Linked DNA regions of Mus musculus: region 2 is linked to region 1. The links are chromatin contacts, found by POLR2A ChIA-PET in ENCODE. All regions are on one chromosome and are shown on one strand. Each heading gives the region's core, a stretch centred on a gene start or an enhancer-like site at or near the end of the contact. The rest is flanking DNA. Distances are from core to core; before and after follow the strand shown. Region 1 holds the start of Slc12a4 (solute carrier family 12, member 4). Region 2 holds the start of Nfatc3 (nuclear factor of activated T cells, cytoplasmic, calcineurin dependent 3).

Evidence for each region. ChIA-PET counts read pairs that join two places held with the same protein, here RNA polymerase II (POLR2A).
Region 2: POLR2A ChIA-PET joins it to region 1 with 12 read pairs in Patski. The contact joins the promoter of Nfatc3 here to the promoter of Slc12a4 in region 1. POLR2A ChIA-PET finds 5 or more read pairs at or near these places in 3 of 5 experiments (Patski and embryonic stem cell).

Annotation. Positions count from the first base shown.
Region 1 is chr8:105,963,803-105,967,791 of GRCm38, forward strand. Slc12a4 (solute carrier family 12, member 4) reads right to left here and starts at 2,313. Exons shown (of 24, transcript NM_009195.3): 1 at 2,123-2,313. The coding sequence starts at 2,237.
Region 2 is chr8:106,056,961-106,060,996 of GRCm38, forward strand. Nfatc3 (nuclear factor of activated T cells, cytoplasmic, calcineurin dependent 3) reads left to right here and starts at 2,630. Exons shown (of 10, transcript NM_010901.3): 1 at 2,630-3,033. The coding sequence starts at 2,931.

The DNA of each region.
Region 1 (3,989 bases), core at 1,063-3,562:
AGTGTCTGGTCCCAGACACGGGCAGGGCACTTCGCAAAGCCTCACTTAAGGACCCCTCCCATAGGATTATGGGGATATGAAAGGGTCTGAGCAGAGCTTCAGGTCTCTGGTCCCCCAAACTTCAAGCTACCCGCCCTGGCCTCAGCTATTCCAAAAATTCCAGGGCAGGCTTAGGCATGCCTGCCTGCCTGCCTGCCTGCCTGCCAGGCTCAAGCTTTTCAGACATTACCTGAGACCCCCAGAGAACCAAAGCACAGCTCAGGCCTGGGGCTCCCTATGAAGGGCTCAGGTGTGTTCCTACCAGCAACTGGGAAAGCCCTGACAGTAGGAAGTGATCTGGATGACCTTTCTGGTCCCTATGTACATGGAATCTACCTATAATGTCCTTCCATGACCTTCCCAGTCTGGCCACAGGCCATCTAGGTGAGCAGGCCTATGTATGCCCCTCAGAACAGAGGCGTGTGTGTGTGTGTGTGTGTGTGTGTGTGTGTGTGTGTGTTGTGGGGGGGATCCTAACAGAGCTAGGCCTAAGATAGTTCTGTGCTCTCTGATTCTTTGCTATATCTACAAAGAAGAAGCAAAATCACTCACCCGGATGCAGGGTGTCCCCCATGCCACAGACACACCACAATCTGGCCGAAAAGTAAATAGGAAGAGAAGAAGGGGGTGGGGTTGGGAGGAGCTGGCCTAGCCTGGAGGGATCTGGCAGGGCACAGCCAACAGCCAGCATAGCTCCAGGTTACTCCTATCAACCTGTGAGGGACCAAGGCGGAGCCAAAGAAAAGGCTCAGTACTGCCCATTGGTCCAGGCTAATCTCCAGGATGCAGTTCAGTACATCATCTAGGGACAGACATCCTTCCAGTCCCAGGGAAGGAGGGATATGGTTCCGACACCTTGGACCAGGCAAGGGGCAGCAGGGGATGTGGGATCTAGGGTTACTTACACACAGCTGTGAAACCTGACAAATCTCCGTGACATCTGCAGTCCATGCCCCTGGCCTGTATGTCCACATGGCAGGCAGGTCATTCAGTCACCGTTCACATGAAGCACAGACTACCCCTCAAGCATGTCACCATCACAGACCTATCAGATAGCCTCCGATACCATCACCAGACACAACACACATTTCCTACACCTTTCTATCACGGTCAGCCTCAGACATCACAGGCATTTGTTATCATAGCACCAGGCTCATCACTGGCAGCCTTCCTGGAAACAGTAGCCATAAGGACGTCCTGACCTGACCCTGTGATACTCAGCGACACACGTGCATTTACACATGCCTGGACAGCTATACAGACAGACACATATAACCAGGACCGTTCCCATTCCAAGTGTGAGGAGCCTCCGTGGGTGGAAGATGGAGAGATGGGGCACTGGAAGGGAGAAAGGGTTTACCTCTATAACCAGCCCTGATACCTAGGTTAAGGCACTACATTCTCATATCCGGGTTTGAATCCCACTGGAACAAGTTACATAACTCTTCCCCACCGCCCTTCACTCCTTCCTAAGTGCGAGTAACAGAACCTGTCCCATGGGGGAGGTTGGGAGGATTAAAGCGAGTTGCTTCATGTACAGTGCCTAGACAAGCCTGGCCCCGTGTGACTGCTCCCTAGGTGTCCATGATACGCACAGATCTACGTAGACCAAGGCCAACACAGGCTCTTCAGCGAGCACACCCTTTGCTCCTACCGGGCCAGTGTGCAAGGAGGCAGGGGTAGGGAAAGGACAAGAGAGGGGCGGTGAGTCATAGAGGAAGAGAGGGTGACACTCAAGAGGATGGGGGCGATTCACAGAAAGTGAGGAAGCTACAATCCAGGCTTCCATTGGACCCAGACCCGTGGCGCGTTCGGCGCCAGCCTAAGCAAGGCAGCCCGTTACCCGGCCTCCCAAGGCGGCCACGTCTGCAGCCCCCGCCCGCGGCCCTCGGGGGAGGAGCTGGGAGTGGGTGGAGGACGACCTAGCCCGGGAGTCCCGGACCAAAAAGACTCATCGGTCTGAGCGCGCAAGGAGCAAGAAAAGTGGAGTCCTGCATGGACGTCTGCGCGCGCGGTCCGAAGGCGCGAGTCCCGTGTAGATGCCCCCCGTCCCGGCCACAGCCCCCGCCGGGCGCACCCTCACCGTCCGAGTCTTCCCGCTCGGCGCGCTCGCCGTAGTCCACCCAACTGAGCCCCTCGAGGTTGTCATAGTCGCCGCGTCGCGGCCCGTCCACCGGCACCACGGTGAAGTGAGGCATCGCGCGCGCTTGGCCCGCGGTCCCGGCCTCCAGCCGGCAGTCCCCGCCGCCCCAGGCTGGCCCGCCCCGCCCGCTCGCATTCCACCCCGCTGCGCTCACTTCCTCCACCCGCCCCCCGGGCCGCCCCTCGGGGGCGGGGAGCAGGAGGGGCTCGGGTCGGCTCCTCCCCGAGGGGGGATGAGAGGACCCCGGGAACGAAGTACTCTAGCTGCTGGAGGGTAGGGTTCCTGTGTGTCTTTGGGTAAGGGGTTGCCCTCTCTGAGCCCCAAATGCGATACTTAATAAAGTGAGGGAAAGTATTTTAACTTTTAGGGGTATTATGATGGTGAGACGGGGCGCAGGGTGCACTGGCTCTGTTCCCTGAATCTAATTAGCTCTCAGTCACTTTTTGTTATTTAGCGGGAAAGCTAGCAGGACCTGGTCAATGTCACAGTGACCACCCCAAACCTCCTCAAGTCTTTCATCACCCTCACATACATACTCTTCCATAGCGGGAAAGCTAGCAGGACCTGGTCAATGTCACAGTGACCACCCCAAACCTCCTCAAGTCTTTCATCACCCTCACATACATACTCTTCCATTACCATCATTTCTCTCTAACGCTTCTCCAGGACTTTGGTAGCCTACGGTCTCTCCCTCAGTTCTGCTCGCTGCAGCCTCTCCCTTAGCAGGTGGTTGAAGATCGTATGCCCTTCCTAGAGGAGTCCGCTCCCTCCTCGCTAGAGGTTACACCGGCCCATCCCTCATCGACACTTTGGGATAGCCCAGTTATCTCATTTGAACTTGCTCCTTCATAACCTCACCTCCTGGAGGTTCCTGCACCCGAGTCCTTTCCTTTCTTGGTGCTAACTTCTTTCACACTCAGATAACTTACCTAGTCGCCTTGACTTGAGAATTTTTATCTTTCTGAGTTGTTCTTTTGGCCTCTTCCCCCACCCCACCCCGCTTCCTTCCTATCAGAAAGCTCCAGGGCTCATCTTTCTGCTCTATCTCCATTCTTTCTCCCTTTCTGGTGTAGCCTTTAGAATTTGGGCTGACTCTAGAATCCGCGCCCTCTGCTGCCACCCGCCAGCCCCAACTGCCTGGGTGGGCCGCTCGGCTAGGACCTCCCTGAAGCAGCTCAACAACTAACCCTTCCCAGTCAGCTCTTCCGGGCTGCAATCGGCCTCCCTCTCTTTCTGGCACCTTTAACTGCTTTCCAGCTGTGCGCGCGTGCTCTCGGCTCTGCATCTCCTATCCTGCACTCTCTGTATAGAAGGCTCACTGGTTACAAGCTTTTGTTGTTCTTGCCCCAGACCCAAGTTCAGTCCCCAGCACCCACATCAGGTAGCTTATGACTGCATATGTCTCTAGCTCCAGGGGATCTGATGCCCTCCAGCTCCCTCAGACTGTACCAGGGTTCACACACACACACACACACACACACACATTTAAATTTACCTTTAAAATTGAAAAATAAACTGAGCAAGAAGAAATATAATACAAGCTATGAGTAATAAATATTCCAAAAAAAGATACAAGGTATAACTAATAGCATTACCCCAGTCAGTCCAAAAATCAAAACCAAAGAAGCAAACAAACAAAAAAACAGGTGGGTGTCTACTGAGGAACAACACTTGAAGATCTTTGGACACACACACACACACACACACACAGAGGCCCCATCTTTTCTTCTCTTTCTTTTCTTTCTTTTTTTTAAGTTATTTTCTTTCTTTCTTTCTTTCTTTCTTTCTTTCTTTCTTTCTTTCTTCC
Region 2 (4,036 bases), core at 1,380-3,879, 93 kb after region 1:
CCAGAAGCCTTTCCTGCAGCCTGGCCCTTTTCTAGATAGTCTCCAGCACTCAATGTCTGGGGGAAAAAAGATGCTGAACATTTAATAAATGGTGGATTTTTCTGTGGTCCCTTATGAAGTTTAGGAATTGACAGACCATGGTCTACATTCTGCATCCCTGGTCAGATTTATATTTTTATTTTTTTAAAAGATTTATCTGACTTTATGCACATGAATGTTTTGTCTACTTGTATATATGTGTACTATATGTGTGCCTTGTGCCTGTAAAGCCAGAAGGCAGCACCAGACACCCTGGGAGTTACAGATGGTTGTGAGTCACCATGTCAGTGCTGGGAACCAGATCCAGATCCTCTGGAAGAACAGCAAATGCTCGGGCTCTCCAGCTCTGCTATCTCGCCAGCTCTGCGGCCTCTACTTTAGCGCAATTCACCTGTTTCAGGTGAAGTCATACCTGGGGAGGGGTGGGAGACTGGGTCCTCGATCTCAATCTAAATTACAAGCATGCATCTACAGACTGGAGCTGAAGTTGCTTTAAGTTTTATGGGAACGGGGAAGTAAGCTGGCTAAATGTTGGGGACCTTATAGGAAAACGGGACCGTGGGAACTAGTTGGTAAGCCTATAGTCTGTCTCGGCTGCAGGTGGGATGTAGCCTTTGGTCTCCTAGTTTCCAATTCAAGCTTTCTAAGTTAGCCCATCTGAAGACAGGATAGCTTGTTGTGAAGTTTTTTTTTTTTTTTTTTTACCCACTTAATAGGTTAAGTCCTTCACTTTTTGTTTTAAGGAAGGATCTCCTGTCCCTAAGCTGTCCTCACACTCACTATGTAAGATGATGATGGGGGCCCGAGCATGGTGGCACACGCCTTTAATCCCAGCACTCGGGAGGCAGAGGCAGGTGGATTTCTGAGTTCGAGGCCAGCCTGGTCTACAGAATGAGTTCCAGGACAGCCTGGACTACACAGAGAAACTCTGTTTCAGGAAAAAAAAAGAAGAAGAAGAAGGAGGAGGAGGAGGAGATGATGAGCTCCTGATCTTGGCCTCTGCCATGTGAGTGCTGGCACTCCAGCCATGTGCCATTAAGTCTGACTGCCTCCTCTTCCTGCTGATCTGAATGCCCTTAGCCAAGTGTTCTATAGAGAAGTGACTATTATAGTCTCCAGCTTAGCATCACCCAGTGACCATGCCCACTCATACAGCATCACCTTTGGTTTCTGATCATTGGTCCTTCCATGGAACAAGCTTTGCTCGTCTTTTGCTTGGATCTCCAGTTTCTACTACTCCTGTAGCGTGTGGGTGGGTGTTCAATGTCCTCAGAGCTCCTATCACAGCTCTAATCTCTTTGCACAGTAATTATATATTTGCTATTCCTCTCTCTCTCAACCCTGATGGGAGACTATCTCTGTATCTCTGTGTCCCTCATAAGTACTGGTAAAGCCCTGAGCAGGAATAAACCAGTCCAAGATGAATGGCTCACGAGCTCAGAACATTCCTTGCTCTTCTGACCCTAGGCTTAGCCGGGGTCCCCCTGAGGCTCACTTAGTAGCCCAGGAATCACTGAGATGCAGAGATCTTTGCAAGGAGCTTGTGCTTGCTCCATTCTCCCAGGGGCTTTTGTGAGTAGTATCAGACTTGCTGTCGTGGAGGAGGTGGTCACTGGCTTCTCCCAACTCCTTCTCTTAATCATGCGCTAAGTAAACAAGACTGAGTCCCCAGACTCCAAGGGATGGTGTCTTGGGCCATCTCATGTCTCACCGGGGAAGGCAGACTCTTTGAGGTGAAACCAAGATTGAAAGCCGGTTCTTTTTGACAGCGTCACTTCCTATATGTGGGCTTTCCTTGCTCGGGTGTCACAATGCCTTAGTCTCACGGTTATGTACTAAGATGCAGAGGCCAAGAAGGGTACTTTTCTCTGTGTCTGCTCAACTTCCGTCAAGGACCAGACCTGGTCCCTCTGATTTAGGTGAGGCCTAGCTAGAATGCATGGCATCCTCTCCGGGCCGGCTTGAGGGGACAAAGGCACAGCCACTGAGACGGGGCCCCACCCCAGAAGGGTGGCTCTGAATCGACTCCAGACTTGTCTCGCAAGGTTTTCTTCGGCTCCACCCTAACCTACCCAAAAGTTCGAACCAATCCCTGGCCCTCTCCAAGTTACGCCATCGAAGTTGGTATGGAGGGATGCGGGGGATGAGTGGTAACTTTTGAGGTGGTCTAACGAACGTATCCACTCTAAACTCAGCTATAAGTGAAAAGTACCTCTGTGGGGCCAAATATCCGGACACCTATAACCCTGGCGCTCTGCTACCCACTTCCTCGACATGAGCTCCGCCCGATGAGGGGGAAAAAGATAGTCTCCAATTGGCCTACGTGGGTTCCCAATCTAATTAGACAGCGCTATTGGCCCTACCCTGGTCTTGGTTTAGAAACTGCGGAAGAAAGAGAGTTTTAACTACAACTTCCGAGAGGGAGCAGGGCTCTGGCGCTTCTTGCTCACGTGACTTCCTCCTCGCAGAGGACTCACGCGATAGGTCGGTGAGGAGGCGGGGCCCGTGGCTGTCAGCGGGGCCAGCGGCCTATGGGCTGCCCCGTCGGGCGGGAGCGCGGCGAGGGGCGGGGCTGGGCGCGCTGCAGGGCGCGGGAGCGCGCCGGCGGCGGTGGCGGCAGTGGCGGCGACTGTGGGGGTGGGGGGCGGGGAGCCTTGGTTGAGGCGACCGTGGCTTTTCTGCACCCTCGACCGGCGGCGGTGACGGCTCCCGGTGCGGCGGGGCGCTCGGCCAGCTTTCTAGGTCGGAACGGAACGCTCGGCCTCGCGGGCCCCGCCCGGAAAGTTTGCAGTGGAGCCGCGACCTCCTGGCCGGCGCGGCCCAGCATGAAGCGGCGCTGAGGAGCCGCCGCGGCCGCCTGAGGAGGAGGCGCTGCACCCCGGGCCACGCCGATGACTACTGCAAACTGTGGCGCCCACGACGAGCTCGACTTCAAACTCGTCTTCGGCGAGGACGGGGCACCAGCGCCGGTGTCCCAGGTCTCGCGGCCTGCAGGTGGGTGCCGGGCCGGCCGGGACTGTGGAGCGTGCCCTCGCCGCGCTCCCGCCAGCTCGCCTTCCCCTCGGTCCCCCTGGTGCGTGCGGGTGGCGAGGAAAGCCCGATTTAATTTGAGGAGGAGAAGGAGGCGTGTGGTTCGGGGCGACGTGGAAGTGTCTTGGCTGCGAGCGAACTAGTAGGGAACTCGACTCCGAGAGGCCAGTGGCCGGCGGACGCCCGGGCTTTGGAGGCAGAGGTTGTTGGGGCCAAAGCCCCAAGAGGTTTCTGGTTGTCGTAGCTGTGCCAGCGTGGTGCAGAGGAAATGTCTCCGAGAAGTGTAAGCGCACTTCGCTGTCTTTAGGCTAGTTGTAAAATTCTTTATTTGAAAGATGCGTGTTTTCAAATTCCACTTTAAAAAAAAATCTACTTTGCTAGAAGAGCGAGTTCGAGTTAGTGTCCACTTGTGTAAATTTATATTCCATCCACGCTTAGTTTCAAGTATACTATAACGGACCTTTCTGAAAACTGGGTTGTTTTGCTTGGGCAAAGTGTTTCTGGAGATTAAAAAACAAAAACAAAAAAACAAGATACGTTGCCTTTTAAAATTACAGTTCTCCTAGAATGTTCTAGAAGGCATTTTTTAATAATTTTAAAAAAAAAAGCTCTTCTCAGAAGATGTTTTAAAAGATAAGTTGGGAAAGCTGGACACCATAATGCTTGCGGGTCAAACCAGTCAGTAAATAGAAACAGGATGATGACTGGGGACTTAACTCTCTCCTGTGACCTGGTTTGGAATAGTGTGGTTCGTTAAGTTCAGCTTCCCTATTACATATGCAAGAGAACTTAGAAAAAGAAGATGGATAAGAGTATTCATGTTTATTCTTTCCAGTATTAAGTGAATTATTTAAATTTTTTCATAGTATTGTGAGGGCTAATACATTGTTTTCTCAGCGTTGCATTGAATCTCTAGGTGGTACAATACCTTTTAGTTCCTTTTCAGCCTTCGTATACTGTTTTCAAC